Regions from separate parts of the Homo sapiens genome. Here region 2 is linked to region 1. Evidence: read pairs that join two places in POLR2A ChIA-PET (ENCODE). Cell type or tissue: OCI-LY7. All regions are shown on one strand. Each heading gives the region's core, and the rest is flanking DNA. Links, peaks and the distances in the headings are about the cores only.

What was found. ChIA-PET counts read pairs that join two places held together with the same protein. Peaks named below come from ENCODE experiments on the same cell type or tissue, not always from the same donor. Only the 100,000 strongest peaks of a DNase experiment are listed, where the experiment ranks them.
Region 2: POLR2A ChIA-PET joins it to region 1 with 11 read pairs; 3 of 35 experiments call an interaction of 5 or more read pairs at or near these places.

What each region holds. Positions count from the first base shown.
Region 1 is chr12:96,015,641-96,024,199 of GRCh38, reverse strand. It overlaps LTA4H (leukotriene A4 hydrolase), which reads left to right. Exons shown (of 19, transcript NM_000895.3): 5 at 1,949-2,053; 6 at 3,063-3,115; 7 at 4,960-5,032; 8 at 5,297-5,437; 9 at 6,620-6,643; 10 at 7,086-7,156; 11 at 8,506-8,559. Among named protein-coding and RNA genes, the nearest start is that of LTA4H, 16 kb to the left of the region's middle. RefSeq lists an enhancer at 1,511-1,680. In OCI-LY7, for the core only: no CTCF peak of the experiment used is centred there; DNase peaks (open chromatin) are centred at 2,399 and 3,699; H3K4me3 peaks cover 2,101 bases; H3K27ac peaks cover 2,566 bases.
Region 2 is chr12:96,407,703-96,415,981 of GRCh38, reverse strand. No RefSeq gene overlaps it. Among named protein-coding and RNA genes, the nearest start is that of CDK17, 11 kb to the right of the region's middle. RefSeq lists an enhancer at 8,239-8,279. In OCI-LY7, for the core only: no CTCF peak of the experiment used is centred there; no DNase peak of the experiment used is centred there; H3K4me3 peaks cover 556 bases; H3K27ac peaks cover 727 bases.

The DNA.
Region 1 (8,559 bases), core at 1-8,000:
AGCACTTTGGGAGGCCGAGATGGGTGGATCACGAGGTCAGGAGATCGAGACCATCCTGGCTAACATGGTGAAACCCCATCTGTACTAAAAAAAACACAAAAAATTAGCCGGGCATGGTGGCGGGCACCTGTAGTCCCAGCTACTCGGCAGGCTGAGGCAGGAGAATGGCATGAACCCAGGAGGCAGAGCTTGGAGTGAGCTGAGATGGCACCACTGCACTCCAGCCTGGGCGACAGAGCCAGACTCCGTCTCAAAAAAAAAACCCAAAAAACAAAAAAACAAACAAACAAAAAGAAGAAATTCAGAATCCTGGATCTAGAAATAAGAACTTAGGAACAATTTTTACTTAACTTTTAAAAATTGACATTTGCATGATTTAAGTTTCTATAAATGCATTCTGTAGCCATATAAGCCTAGTGGGCATATATTCCAGACTTGTCTGTATGCAATTCCAACTTATTCCCTTGGTAGGTACTGCTAATCCTTTTTGGAAAAGGCGGACTGTAATTACTAAATAATCACTATCCCGGAGGCTAGACCTACTTAGACCAAGCAAATAGAATGAGGACCAACCCATATTTATGGGGCCTTCTTGCTTCCCAAATCATCCCACAACCAAATTACATCTAGGATAGTGCAGTGATATATTATACTTGGAGGCAAAGAATCCCAGGGCTCTGGCTCTTCTCCACCACTTAATAACTGCGTGAAGTCCCAACTACTTGGGAGGCTGAGGTGGGAAGATCACTTGAACTCAGAAGTTCAAGGCCAGCCTGGGCGACATAGCGAGACCCCATTTCTAAAAAAATAAATAAATAATGATGTGACACTTGAACAAGTTTTATGACCTCGCAACCTCAGCTGGCACATATATATAACGTATCACCACCTAAATGAAGGGAGGTGGCTGAACCGAATTATTTCCTGAATAGTTTTGTGCTTTAGAATCTACAATTGTTGTAGCACTGGTTCAGGAACTTCTAATTCTGTGCCTGCCTCAGTCACAGCTTTGGGTCCTGAGCCATGCAAGAAGAACATGAAAGTCTAGCCCCTACTGGAATATATTCTTGTTTGATCATTAATACTTGGGGGAGTCCTTTATTCTGGCATTCATCAGAAATCAAACTTTCAGAATCATGGAGCTAGGATACACAGTTAAATGACTATATGGTTTGCCGCATAAGGGTCTTTTCCGTATGGATTTCCAGAGAAAATTATTTGACAGTTTTTAGCAATAAATTTTAGTTTTTCACAGTTACTACTTTTAAAATGTTCCTCTATTTGTAACTCCAAGTGTGTGTTTTCAAAACAAAATTGTTCAAAACCATTCTGTCCTACAGTGAGTATATAACGTCCTTTTGAATCTGTTTTGTGAGTGTAGCGGGAGCAGGGATGGTGGCTGCCATTGCCAGGGATGGTGCTGGGCTCTTCACTTATATTATTTATTCCTTGCAGCAAGCCTTTGAAGTTTTACACTTACTTGATGGGGAAACTGAGGCTCGGGGGTTATATTTATTTGCCCAAGTTTGTGCAGTTAGTTATTAGGTGGCAGAGCTGGGATTTTAATCCAGTTTCTACCAAAACTCTGCTCTTAATGTGCATGGGTGAATGGATAGAAATTTCACATTCACTTTTAAAGAAGCCAGTTTCCCATATTGCTAATTTTATTTACAAAACTGATATGTATATGTGTATATATATACTTTTTGTATATGTGTTTTATATATATACACATATATATGTGTGCATATATATACACATCTATACACGTTGTGTTCATATATATGTGTGTGTATATATATACTTTTTGTATATGTATATACTTTTTGTGTTCATAGTCTGTTTATTAGATAGTCAAGAATGGGAAGAAAAGGTTATTTTACATATATGGTTTAAGACACATAGAAGCTTTTATTTATGACTAGAAATGATTTTTCTCCTTGATTAGGTGTCTGTCCCTAAAGAACTGGTGGCACTTATGAGTGCTATTCGTGATGGAGAAACACCTGACCCAGAAGACCCAAGCAGGAAAATATACAAATTCATCCAAAAAGTAAGATCCTAGGGTCTAGATTTTTGTTTTCATTGGCGGTAAACTACAGTTAGCTTGTACACATCCAGAGGGCAAAATTACTTTTGAAATATTTCAGAATTTTGAGAACAGCTTTTGGTTTTTGTTTTCTTCATTTTTTTTTCTTTTGTGCTTTTAAAGGGTTTTGTTCTACTTACAGAGTGTTGTATTGAAGAGAGGGTTTGCTGTAGAGACAGAATAGGGAGCATACCTGTTTTCATTTTCCCTCACTCCAGTTCAGGGGCTGGCTTCCTGTTCTTTTGAGTTCTTACGCATTCACCTGCCCTGGTACTACAGTGTGGGCAAGTGGCTGTTGAGAGTGTTTACAAATGGAGGAGTCAAGACCAAAAAAGCACTCAGTTACAGTCCTGGTCATTAGACATGTATCTTTGACCTTCAGTGAACAGAATGTGTATGCATGCGTGAGTGTGTGTGTGTGTGTGTGTGTGTGTGTGTGTGTGTTTTCTTAATTGACCTCACAATGGATAATTTGACTTCCACTGCAGCTTCTGTGGTTCCAAGCTCCCATAACTTTGGCATCTACTTATTGCCGGGTAACTCTGTGTGCCTCTACAACATGCCAATAGTGCTTTGAAACATAAAGGAATAAAAAAAGAAAACCAAAACCTTTTAAAAGTCAGGAGGAAAAAGGCAAACATATGGGAAATGCGCTTCCTGTAGGTTACTTTTTGAGAAATGCTCAAAATGCACCTTTTAATAGTATGTGTGATCTTGTTTTTCATGTGTGAGAAGCTTTTGTTCCTAGCAGAATAAAAGGCAAATAGATGTTTTGAACAATGTTTTATATCACAATTTTAAGCTATATGTTAAAGATGAGAACTATTTGAGAAGTATAAAAGCAAAGTTATCCCTACTAATATTAGGAGATTTGAAAGGGAATTTACTTACTTTTAAATATGAATTGTCTTACTGTGTAACATTTGTGAACACTAATGCAAGCACGTGGTGTGCGTTTGTTTGCCCTCTTTAGGTTCCAATACCCTGCTACCTGATTGCTTTAGTTGTTGGAGCTTTAGAAAGCAGGTGAGCTTTTGGAAAAATTTTCAGGTTTGTGGAAAGATCAAAACTTAGGCATCTTGAACTTCTCTCAAGGTTAATTGGTCAATCATTTGCATATTTCTCAAGATATCAAGCTGACAGCTCTAGAAAAATTCAAATCTAAAATGTAGGCAACAAATTAATTTTACATTTAAAAATCTTGACCAGTTACCCCTTATTTTTTCAAGTATTGTAAAATGAGCATGCTCTTACCTTTAGAGATCTGGATTCTCATGTAAGCTTGAACAAGTCACTCTCAATCTCTGTTTCCTTATCCTTGAAATTATAATGTCTGACTTTCTACCTCATAGGGTGGTTATGTGAAACAAATGAGATAAAATATATTAAAGAACTTGGAAGCCTACAAATATTACAGAAATGTAAGATATTTTATCAATATTTTACAAATAAAGTGCCCTTCCTTCTTAATTTTTTGTTCATTCTTAGTTTTAAGCACACTTAACTGTTTTTAAGTGTGCGGTTCAGTAGTGTTAAGTATATCCACATTGTTGTGAAACAGATCTTCAGAAATTTTTCATTTTGCAGAACTGAAACTCTGCACCAATTAAACAATAGCTCCTCTTTCCCCCACCGCCCAGTCCTTGGTAACACCCATTCTATTTTCTGTTCCTATGAATTTGATTACTTTAGATACCTCACATAAGTAGAATCATACAGTATGATTTTATCTCTTTGTGTCTGGCTTATTTCATTCAAGGTGTCATAATGCCCTTAAGGTTTATCCACGTTATAGCATCTGACAGGATTTCCTTCATTTTCTATTTGTTTCTTCTTATATAAGAGTATTCAACCTTTAAGTGCATGACAAAGTTTATACCCATTCCTGTTCTAGAATAGTCTTACAGGCTGGGCTCTGTGGCTCATGCCTGTAATCCCGTCACTTTGGGAGGCCAAAGTGGGAGGATCGCTTGAGCCCAGGAGTTCAAGACCAGGCCGGGCAACATAAGTGAGATCATGTCTCTACAAAAAAATAAAAAATTAATCGGGCATGGTAGTGTATGCCTGTAGTCCCAGCTACTCAGAAGGCTGAGGTGGGAGTATTGCTTGAGCCCAGGAGGTGGAGGCTGCAGTGAGCTGTGATGGCCCCTCTGTACTCAGCCTGGGCAACAGAATGAGACCCTGTATATTTAAAAAAAAAAAAAAAAAAAACGCTGGGCGTGGTGGCTCACGCCTGTAATCCCAGCAATTTGGGTGGCCGAGGCAGGCGGATCATGAGGTCAGGGAATTGAGACCATCCTGGCTAACACAGTGAAACCCTGTCTCTACTAAAAATACAAAAAAAAGAAAAAATTAGCTGGGCGTGGTGGCGGGCACCTGTAGTCCCAGCTACTAGGGAGGCTGAGGCAGGAGAATGGTGTGAACCTGGGAGGTGGAGCTTGCAGTGAGCCAAGATCGTGCCACTGCACTCCAGCCTGGGTGACAGAGCGAGACTCCGTCTCAAAAAAAAAAAAAAAAAAAAAAAATAGTTTCTTATGAGTTGTGACTGGGTTTCTATAGTTGTGAAATTGAGGGATGAAATGAGACCCTCAAGAGGTCTTACAAGAGGCAATAAACTAATTGGGGACACCTTATGTCTTGGTTTTTTTCCTTTGGCCCAGCCTGTACCTCCTTAGAGAGCTGCATATCTATTGCTGCATATACAACAGCAGGTTTGCAGCTCACGCCATGTAACCTCATCCCTTTCCCATAGGCACATGGTAAATGCACTCTCACTGTAAAGGTTTGTCTACAAGACATTAACTACTTTTTAGAACCAGATGAATCATTTGCCATGAATTTCTTTTTTATTAAGCTTTTTAATCTTGCAGGCAAATTGGCCCAAGAACTTTGGTGTGGTCTGAGAAAGAGCAGGTGGAAAAGTCTGCTTATGAGTTTTCTGAGGTTGGTCATTTAGTTATCCTTTGTAATCATTGTGATAGACAGTAGATTGAAGATTTTGAGTGTGAAATGTGATGGTTTTAAGTGATACGGGGAAAGAACCAGATTGTCTTTTATGTAGATGTGTAGTTGCTACATTCTTTTTATCATTTTCATTTAACATAAAAATCATTAACTTGTAACCTTCATAGAAAGCAATATACAATTTTAAGAAATGTACAATGGTGATAATTAAGGCATACAGACATATATATGTTGATTTTTCAGACTGAATCTATGCTTAAAATAGCAGAAGATCTGGGAGGACCGTATGTATGGGGACAGTATGACCTATTGGTCCTGCCACCATCCTTCCCTTATGGTGGCATGGAGAATCCTTGCCTTACTTTTGTAACTCCTACTCTACTGGTAAGTGTAAATGTTTCTTCATTTGAAATTGACGTTTCAAAAATAAACTTAAGAACCTTAGGAGTCCTAATAATATGTATATATATGTAAAGAACCTTAGAGTCCTAATAATGTATATATGTATAAAAATCTTTTCTCTTGTTCGTGTAACCTTTGTTTCTAATTTTATTGTTTATTGTGGTTATCACAATCTCATTTTTTTTTTGTTGTTTTTTGAGACACAGGCTTGCTCTGTTGCCCAGGTTGGAGTGCAGTGGCACAATCTCAGCTCACTGCAACCTCTGCCCCCGGGTTCAAGCGATTCTCCTGCCTCAGCCTCTTGAGTAGCTGGGACTATAGGTGCACACCACCATGCCCAGCTAATTTTTGTAATTTTAGTAGAGATGGGGTTTCACTATATTGGCCAGGGTAGTCTCGATCCTCTGACCTCGTGATCCACCTGCCTTGGCCTCCCAAAGTGCTGGGATTACAGGCATGAACCACCCCACCAGGCCTCCATCTTGTTTTTGAAAGGAAAATAATCAGGCCATTTGGAGAAGGAGAATATTATGTTCACGGTATTTGGGGAGTTGGGCATGGGGGTGCTGTGTAACAACAATTCATTGATAAATTATGTATCCAGACAATCAGACTATACCAATTACACTTGGTGTGTAGGTACAATTAAAAAAAAAATCAGTACACCATGTACAGGAAAGGATTAGGGCCATAGAACGCTGCTATGTTTAATATGCCTGTGAGCTACTTTAAATTCTTCTTAGAACCAAAATGAGTGATGGATTAGCAATAAAATAAATAAAATACAGCACAGGACACATAGGACACTCTAAAGTTTTATTAAATATATTTTGGGTAATAGGAGAGAAAGAAAGTGATGGGTAAATAAGAGCAGATATAAAAATGGAAGTAGAAGAAATGTTTCATGGAAGTTAGACACAAATAGACTGGCTTTCATTGTATTGCAAAAATTCCCTAGAATTAGGGCAAGAAAGAATGATGCTAATTTTTAGTTCTGTATTTTTTTTGTTTTTTCAATTAAGGTCTCTTTTACCTTCTTTGAAGTGCTGTAGTAGAAATACAGTGGATCACCAGTGCCAGTATGCTAAGTATTTAGGTAGGCAGTCTTTTAGATAGTCTGTAATTCGATTACTAAAATACTAAGGTAATTTTCTTTTTTTGTAGGCAGGCGACAAGTCACTCTCCAATGTAAGTTAAACTTTTTCATTATGGCCTTACCTTCAAGAAGTATTACGTCAACTGATTTTAAAATATCCCTTGTATTTTTATGTTAAAGATATGGTTATAATGGACAATTTGGGGACTCTTCTCACATTATTAACAATTAGATGTAATAGATTTAAGGAAATTTTATGGTTTGATCTCTTCATATATTTATGAAATATTTTTAATGCAGTGATATATCTATTTAATATTTTCTAAGTAATTTTTGTTTTCTAATTACTTTATGCCATATTTGTGTGTGTGTGTATGTCTTTGGTTAAATTAAAGATTTTGCTGAACTGAGTAACTCCCTGAATATCTCAGCTAATATTTTTTAAAAATTGAATAACATGGAGTGTTTACAGTAGAATGGGTTATTTTAGGTTAAGATAATCAGTCTTACTATTAATCACACTGTTTTCTTTAGGTCATTGCACATGAAATATCTCATAGCTGGACAGGGAATCTAGTGACCAACAAAACTTGGGATCACTTTTGGTAAGATTTTTGTTATTATTTCTTTATTGGTTCATGTTGCTGATTTTTTTTTCCCTGCCTCCTACCACTCTGAATTGTTTTGTGTGTATCTCTTGTTTTTCTTTGTTATCATCTCTTAGGTAGGCAAGGATTTTTTTTTTTTTTGACATGGAGTCTCACTCTGTCACTCAGGCTAGAGTGCAGTGGTGCGATCTAGCTCACTGCAAGCTCTGCCTCCCAGGTTCAAGTGATTCTTCTGTCTCAGCCTCCCGAGTAGCTGGGATTACAGGCATGCGCCACCACGCCCAGCTAATTTTTTGTATTTTAGTAGAGATGGGGTTTCACCGTGTTGCCCAGGCTGGTCTCGAACTCCTGAGCTCAGGCAATCCACCCACCTTGGCCTCCCAAAGTGCTAGGATTACAGGTGTGAGCCACCATGCCCAGCTATTTTTTTTTTTTAATTGGAGACAAGGTCTCACTCTGTGGCCCAGGCTGTAGTGCAGTGGTGCAATCTCTGCTAACTGCAACTCCAGGGTTGCAATCCTCCCTCCTCAGCCTCCAAAGTGGCTGAGACTAAAGGCGCATGCCACTATGCCTGGCTAATTTTTGTATTTTTTATAGAGATGGGATTTCACCATGTCGCCCAGACTGGTCTCAAACTCCTGAGCTCAAGTGATCCGCCCACCTCGGCCTCCCAAAGTGCTGAGATTATAGGCATAAGCCGCCACGCCCAGCCAACAAGGATTTTTTTTTTTTTTTTTTTTTTGAGATGGAGTCTCACTCTGTCGCCCAGGCTGGTGTGCAGTAGTGTGATCTCTCTGCCTCTCAGTTCAAGCAATTCTTGTGCCTTAGCCTCCCGAGTATCTGGGACTACAGGTGCACGCCACCATGCTCAGCTCATTTTTGTATTTTTAGTAGAGACGGGGTTTCACCATGTTGGCCAGGCTGGTCTTGAACTCCTGACCTCAGATAATTCTCCCGCCTCGGCCTCCCAAAGTGCTAGGATTACAGGCGTGGGCCACCATGCCCGGCCAACAAGGATAGTTCTTAAAAATTCTGTAACACTTATTACAGCGTTAGGAGTGTTAGGTTCAGTCTAGGTGTTAAGTTTAATTCCTGATATACTCCCACTTTTAACATAGGGACATGCAAGAGCAGAAGCAGGGCTTAACTTTCCCTGCTGCCATCTGCTGGGCTGGGCTTCCCATTGCTCTGGATTGACTGCCTGGGAGCCAGAGTCGGCTTAGACTGTAGTGGTCATGCCTTACAACTGCTTTCCTCTGTAGAAAAGCCAAAAAGAAAATATCTTGATTGAAATGTCTTTTCTTCTCAGCTGTGTCCGTGTTTTTATTAAAATATTTTTTTTTCAGGTTAAATGAGGGACATACTGTGTACTTGGAACGCCACATTTGCGGACGATTGTT
Region 2 (8,279 bases), core at 1-8,000, 390 kb before region 1:
GCTTTCTTACATTTGTTGCTATCAAAATTGATAGACTTACCACAAATGACAAGCATATTACCATGTAAGACTATGCTGTAATTTCTTCTCAAGTCAAGTAATGGCAGCCTTTATGTTGAAATTTGCTTTGGGGGAAGAATTTTAATTTTTTTCTTTTGTATTTGCTCACTGAATTTATTTTAGATTACTCCATTTACGTGAATAAACAAGAATGAGAGAAGAAAATTTTTTATAGGATTTTTTTTCTGTGTGAAGAAGTCAATTTCTAATACAATAAGATAAAATATGTGCCAAAATTAGGCGGGATGTTTATGTGCATTTTTGTGAGAAAGTGATTCTTATCTTTGATCAGGTCAAAAGAGGTGAATGACCCTCTCCCACCAATAAACAGGGTTAAGAATTGCTCGTTTAAACACCCACTTTAGGCTGGGCACAATGACTCACACCTATAATCCCAGCACTTTGGGATGCCAAGGCTGGAGGATTGCTTGAGTCCAGGAGTTTGAGACCAGCCTGGGCAAAACAGTGAGACCCCATCTCTACAAAAAATACAAAAATTAGCTGGGCTTGATGGCATGCACCTGTTGTACCAGCTACCTGAGAGGTTAAGAGGATACCTCGAGCCTGGGAGGCAGAGGCTGCAGTGAACTATTATCATGCCATTGCACTCCAGCCTGGGAGACAGATGGAGACCCTGTCTCAATAAATAAATGGCGACTTTATTTTATAGTGAATAAGTGAAGCCCCTGGAACATCAAACATTTGCCTAAGGTGACACAGCTAGTAAGTGTTAGGACTGGAATTTGAATCCAGTTATCTTATGTCTAAGGCGTAAGAGACATGTACTATATGAACTACTATATATGTAGCCATTACATTTCCTCAATGGGGCATCCCATAGTGACATAAGAAAGTTATTTGGAACCAGAACAAATCAAACCAAACCAAACCAAAACAAAACAAAAAAACAACCAATAAAACAAACAACAAAATTATGTGAAAGTGAAGTCTTTTGTTCCAAATGTGTGACTATCAGATTTTCTCAACCTTGACTTCCAACCTGTCCAAACCTGTGCTAACTGCCAGCTGCTTGGAAAATCCATCTGCCACCTACCGCATCTTGTTCCTGCTTGTTTTTCTTCTTTAATGACAGATGTCCCAGTTACAAATCCAATAGCAGATTTAAGCATCTGAAATAACCAACACCAGCCTTTACCTGGGTGTGTCTCTATTCTCAAAACCCAAACTCTGGCTTTTCCTGGTGTGTCACTTTGCCATTGTCTGAACTCTGGATATAATACTTTATACTACAGTTTGGTGAGTTCTTGGGGCTATATGTTGAAATAAACCCATTGCTTTAAAGAGAAAAAGGTACAGGAAGCTAATTTAAAGCTTTTTTAATTTTCAAGTATAAAAAAGTCATACATTTTCACATTTAATTCAATAAAATATCTTTTCATAGCCTGAATTTTTTTTTTTTTTTTGAGTTCAAGAATTTCTTTTTTTCTTTCTTTCTTTTTTTTTTTTTTTGAGATAGAGTCTCACTTTTGTCACCCAGGCTGGAGTGCAATGGTGAAATCTCGGTTCACTGCAACCTCCACCTCCCGGGTTCAAGGGATTCTCCTGCCTCAGCCTCCCGAATAGCTGGGATTACAGGCATGCACCACCATGCCTGGCTAATTTTTTTTGCAGTTTTTGTAGAGATGGGGTTTCACTATGTTGGCCAGGCTGGTTTCGAACTCCTGACCTCAGGTGATCTGCCCGCCTCAGCCTCCCAAAGTGCTGGGATTATAGGTGTGAGCCACCGTGCCCAGCCAAGAATTTCTTTTTAATTGCCGATCAAAACAACAAAAGAGAGTTGAGATTTTGACTCTTGGTATTTCCTGTCTGCCATTTCGAAGATGGGGTAGGCTATTTGAATTACATCTGCTGTTAGTATATGAACAATAAATAACAACATTAGCTATCAATATCAATATGGTGCTGTGATGCTGAGAACTATATAAGCATTGCCTCTGGCCTCCTTACAATCACTTTGCAAAGCAGAAAGTATTATCCCAATCTGCAGATGAGAAAATGGAGATCAAAGAAGTTAAGTGACTTGCTAAGTAGGAATACACGGTTATAAGTGACAGAGTCAGAGTTGGAACCCAGGAGCAAATATTTTTTAAAAATTCATATTAAGCCCAGCATGTGGACAAAAACTTTCTTTTCATGAATGAGTATAATTTAAAGGTAGTCTAGGAAAAACAGGTACCTACTGCTGGGAATCCCAACGGCCTTTGTTAGTTCCCAGTCCAATTTCCCCACTGTAAGCAGGAATCCTTTAGTTTGTAGCAGCAGTGGGTGAAATCAAGGTGGGTGGTTTGGGAGAATAAACTAAAATGGACATCCCATCTGGGAAGTTAATAGTATCCAGGGAAATGGTGGCAGAGGCAGCCATCCCTGTATCTGATTTCTCACAAAAATGCACATAAACACCCCCCCATCCCCAATTTTGGTAAACACTGCATCTTAATGCATTAGAAATTGACTTCCTTCATATAGAAAAAAAATCTTAGAAAAAATTTTCTTCCCTCGTTTTTGTTTATTCACATAAATGGAGTAATCTGAAATAAATCCAATGTGTGCAAACACCAAAGAAAAAAATTAAAACCCTTCATTCAAAGCAGCATGTGCAGACTCCGCTTGCATGAAAACATTGTGGTACCCAGCAATGGAGAAGGGGAATTAAATGATCTATATGGTAGCTGACTGGGCAGGACCCCAAACAAGAGTGGCACCCCTTCACTCCAATGACTCCTAGGCACGTTTTGGGAAAGACTTTGCAGGGAGTTAGGGAAGGTTCACAAAACACAGGTCACAGAGTATTAGGCAGCCAACAAATAGAATAATCATGCAGACTCTATAGCAACAGGAACAAGTATTTACGATAATGACAAATGAAGAACATAATACAAATCTACCTGTATACTATTAAAGCATATATGAATATGAAATAAAGGCTAAAAAGAAATACTCCAAAATGATACAAGTTACTGTGTTGGAGTTGTAAAGTTATGGGCAATTTTCTTTCATTTCTAAATTTTTTTATGATGTTGCTAATGTATGATTTTAAAAGTGTTTACCAAAAAAAGATAAAAGGGGAAGAGATAAATTAATATTTTATATTATATGGGAAAAGTGGAAAGTTCTTAAAAACCTAATGACTTTTTCTTCCATTCTTCCTCTATCATCTTTTCAAAGTCTACTTAAAGCTTCTTCTCATTCCAGTTCATTCTCTGTTTTGAATAAAACTGATCAGTCCCCCTCAGGCTCAATTCCAGCATAGTTTGAGCCTGTTGTATTTTGCTAGCTTGGTGTCACTTGTGTGAACCATACAGACTTGTCTCAATCTGATTTGGAAGTATGTGACCTGCAGGAAAAAGCTGAGATATTCAGTTTGCAAAACAGCAAAAGGCAGGAATCAGATACAAAAAGAAAGGCAGTGTTTCTCAGGTAAGCAAATAAAAAACCTTGCATGTAGTTTTACTGTTAATAAACAATTAACATTTGAAGTAAATATGTCAGAAGCTATAGAACGAATAGAAATAGGTTGACTTCCTTCCAAATTCTGCTTTGTGCTAAGATATTTGGTCAAACTACATATTATGCATTCATTGAGGCCAAGGATTGCCACTTAAGGTACTGCTGCATTCTCTATAGCACTCAATGCTAGATTCCTAATTAGGCACCAGTAAGTGCTCATCAACTTGTCTCTTAAGCAATGTAACCTGCTTTGGTTTCCTACTCCTACCACTTCTCCCAGCTAGAAGTCCCCCTCTTCTACTGAGCAGCATATTCAAACTTTTATCTTAGGCTATTAGCTCTTTTTAAGTTATGGCCAGACCTTCTTCACCCCGATAGACACTAAGCCCTTTGAGGACTGGGACATTGCCTGTGTCATGTTTCCATTATTTACAGTGCCTGGTTCATTGTAGACATGAAATATAAATTGTTTGAAGGAATTCTTGAAGGAAATGGTAGTTGAAAAGTATATATGAGGCCGGGTGCGGTGGCTCATGCCTGTAATCCCAGCACTTGGGGAGGCCAAGCCGGGGGTGGATCACTTGAGGTCAGGAGTTCGAGACCGGCCTCGCCAATATGGTGAAACCCTGTCTGTACTAAAAATACAAAAATTAACTGGGCTTGGTGGCGCACACCTATGGTCTCAGCTACTTGGGAGGCTGAGGCAGGAGAATAGCTTGAACACAGGAGGCGGAGGTTGCAGTGAGCTGAGATTCACCACCGCACTCCAGCCTGGGCAACAGAGCAAGACTCTGTCTCAAAAAAAGTATATATGACAGTTAGATAACTTCTAGTTTCCAATCCTAAAATTGTTTGAGTTCCTCCGATAAAATAAATTTAGATTTATAGCTGTACTTGTAAATACAGGTTATAGAAAGCAGGTAAATAAGAATCTGTGGTTCAGGTGCTTTGGTCCCCTTACAGGAGAATCTTTTCAGATCACAAACGACATGTATTTTGTTCACAGTAGCTATTACTGACCCTTCATATTCCGAATGTTAGGTAATACTTATGATGAATAATACACTAAGAAATAAACATAGATTTTTTTTTTTGGCCTAAATGGGGCTGCAAATCTTCAAGCAAAAAATGTTTCTTTTTCTGCTTTACTTTTTGCTAAATATTGTAGTGCATCTCCATAGAAGACAGATGACTTCTTTTGAGCATTATAAACTCTGCCTTCCTAGATGCATTTTCTTCAAAGTATTTTTTTCCATGACTTTTGCAGTCATGGTGTGCGGGAGTGGAAGGAAGAACACTAACGTTTACTCATTGCCTGTAAAGTGCCAATTATTGGTGGGCACTTTTATATTTGGTGTCATGTTGAATCCTCATGAAAGGCCCTATGAGATACAAACATTTTACATATGAAGGAACTGAAGCTCAGGAAGATTAACTATCTTTCTCAATATCTTACAATTAATGGTGGAGCCCAGATCTAAACCCAGGCTCAGGTTCCTTTCACTATTTTTTTTTTTTTTTTTTAGAGACAGAATCTCACTCTGCTGTCCAGGCTGGAGTGCAGTGACACAATCATAGCTCATGGTAATCTTGAACTCCTGAGCTCAAGTGATCCTCCCGCCTCAATGTCCTGAGTAGCTGGGACTACGGGTGCAAGCCACTGCATCAGGCTAATTTTTTTTCTTTTTTAGAGACCAGGTCTTGGCATGTTACCCAGGGTAGTCTGGAACTTCTGGCCTCAAGCGATCCTACCACCTTGGCCTCCCAAAGTGCTAGGATTACAGGCATGAACCACAACACCTGTCCCACTTTGAATTCTATATTCTGCTGCATCATGCTAAAATTTTTTAGAACATTTATGTGAAATAAAAAAGGCCTGAAATATTTTATTCCATCATGCCTAGCAGTTGATAGAAAGTAGTAAAGGAATAAAGCATGATGCACAGACAGGCACTGACTACCTTATCAGTGGGTTCATTTAAAATGATGTGAATGATCCCAACATGTAAAATAACTTTTTATTTTATTTTATCTTATTTTTTATTTTTTCATTACACACCACGATTCTTCAAAAATCTTTTTAAACAGATTACATTACTAAGTGTTTTTTCTTAACACTATAAGAAAATGATCTTGTAAACAACACAAGTGGTCTTTGGAAATGTCTTTGCATTTGCAGAAGGCATCAGCACTTCTGATGCCTTCCAATCAAACTAGAATTTAAGGATGAGTAATTGTTATGAGCTCAAGAAAACAATTTTAATTGTGATTTATCTAATGACTTTGAGTATCAGGGTGCCCAAAGAAATAAGATATCCTACCTAATGGCAATTTTCTCCCTGCCTAGAAGGAAAGCACCTTTAATTGCACAGATGATCTACAGTTCAGACTAGGAATATAAAAAGAGGCAAATTTACATTAAATACACACATGAGATGGAACAATATCTCAAACTTTTCAGATTATTTCCACATTGAGGAAGTAGAGGGAGAAGGGAACTGACATTTATTGCATATTACAGTCTGCTTTAACAGGATATCCTGGATTTACCAGGTCAATATTTTACATAGAGTTAAGTAGGTTTCAGGCACGCCTCACTCACTGTTGCCCACTGCTACACTCTTGCACTACAGAGATAAAATGTCAAAAAAAATATTTTGGCTGGGCGCGCAGTGGCTCACGCCTATAATTCCAGACTTTGGGAGGCCAAGGCAGGCAGATCACGAGGTCAAGAGATCGAGACCATCCTGGCCAACATGGTGAAACCCCCTCTCTACTAAAAATACAAAAATTAGCTGGGTGTGGTGGCACGTGCCTGTAATCCCAGCTAATTGGGAGGCTGAAGCAGGAGAATCACTTGAACCCCGGAGATGGAGGTTGTGGTGAGCCAAGATCATGCCACTATACTCCAGCCTGGCGACAGAGCAAGACTCCATCTCAAAAAAAAGAAAAAAGAAGTATTTTTAAAGTATACTTATAGCTTATATTAACCTCTTCTTTGACCCTGAGGCTAGAAACCAACTATGGGTTAAGCGATGTGACTTCTATATAGATATACTTACAGAAAGCCCACATTTTTAACAGTGTGTTTTGAAAAATTCAGGCTTGTACAGACAGGTCAGATAATACAGTGGTTTCAAATGGCCATTAAACAGCACAGTGTTTTGGATCCCATTCTCTTTCTGTTTTTAACCGAAAGATTAACATGCAATAAACTGCACATCTTTAAAGTGTCCAGTTTGATAAGTGTACACCCATAAAGCCATCACCACAATGATTTAAAAAAGAGAACACATTTGTCATCCTCCACAAGTGTCATGCGCCTTGGTAATCCTTCCCTTCTTCAGACACAGGCAACCACTGATCTGCTTTTTGTCACTATATTTTGCATTTTCTATAGTTTTATAACAATGTAACCATACAGTGTGTGCTCTTTATTTGGTCTGACTTCTTTCGCTCAGCGTAATTATTTTGGGATTCATCCATGTTGTTGGATGTATCAGTAATTCATTCCTTTTTATTGCTGAGTAGTATCCTACAGTATCAACTTGTTTATCCCTTCACTTGTCCCTTTTTTTGTTTTGCCCTCCTATACTTGTCAAAATTTATACTTTCTCTAATTTTCTTTTTTTCTCTTTTTTTTTTTTGAGACGGAGTCTCGCTTTGCCTCCCATGGTGGAGTGCAGTGGTGTGATCTCAGCTCACTGCAACCTCTGTCTCCCGGGTTCAAGCAATTCTCCTGCCTCAGCCTCCCAAAAAGCTGGGATTACAGGCGCCCACCACCATGCCAGGCTAATTTTTGTATTTTTAGTAGAGACAGGGTTTCACCATGTTGGCCAGGCTGGTTTCGAACTCCTGACCTCAAATGATCTGCCCATCTCAGCCTCCCAAAGTGCTGGGATTACAGGCATGAGCCACTACGCCCGGCCCTCTCTGATTTTCAATTTCTGATTATGCCCTTGGCATTTACCCATGTATAGTGGACACCAGTGGTTTCTGACCGTCGTGCATTCCACCCCACACCTGTTACTTCTGCTAGAAGCACCCTCCACTCCTTTGGACAACTGCGTCTTCCCCATTCCATGTAGTCTGGTGGGACCCTTCTGATTAGTATGATGCAGGCCAATCAGAGTCTTTCCTTGGAATTTTCTAAATGGACCTCCTTCCCCTTGGATTAGGAACTGTGAAGGTGTGATCTCAGAGCTGTCAGTGAACTTATAAAGAATGAGGTTGGCACATAGACAGAAGCCCAGATGAAAGACAATCTTCCTGAATCTGGCTAGTGATAAAGCCCACTCATCCCTGGCTTCCTGCATTTTAATTAAGTGGGTGCCCCGCATCCACCACCCTAGTTATGGTAAAAGCACCTGTTTCTTGTTTTGGGAGGACCGCCCTTCCCATACTCTCAGCACATGTGATTCAGCTGAGGCAGACTCCACCCTGTCTTTGGGGTTAAGCATATGTCCAGGCCCTAGCCAATCACTCATCTGCCTTGGCCACAGTGACAGTCAGTGATTTAAGCTGAGCTAAATAAAGCTAATATTTGTGCTACTAAAGATGTTACTCCCTTTTTCCTTTGGGACTTGAACCTAGAAGCTTAGAGCTATAAATATTACAGACATCTTTTGACCTAATGGGTGGAGAGCCAAGGCCACCAAAAGCAGAACTGAAAGGAGAGGAACCAGGTTCTGATGACATCGGGACAGCTGTTGGCTAAGATGACCTTAAAGTCTGCGCCATCCCTAGTCTTT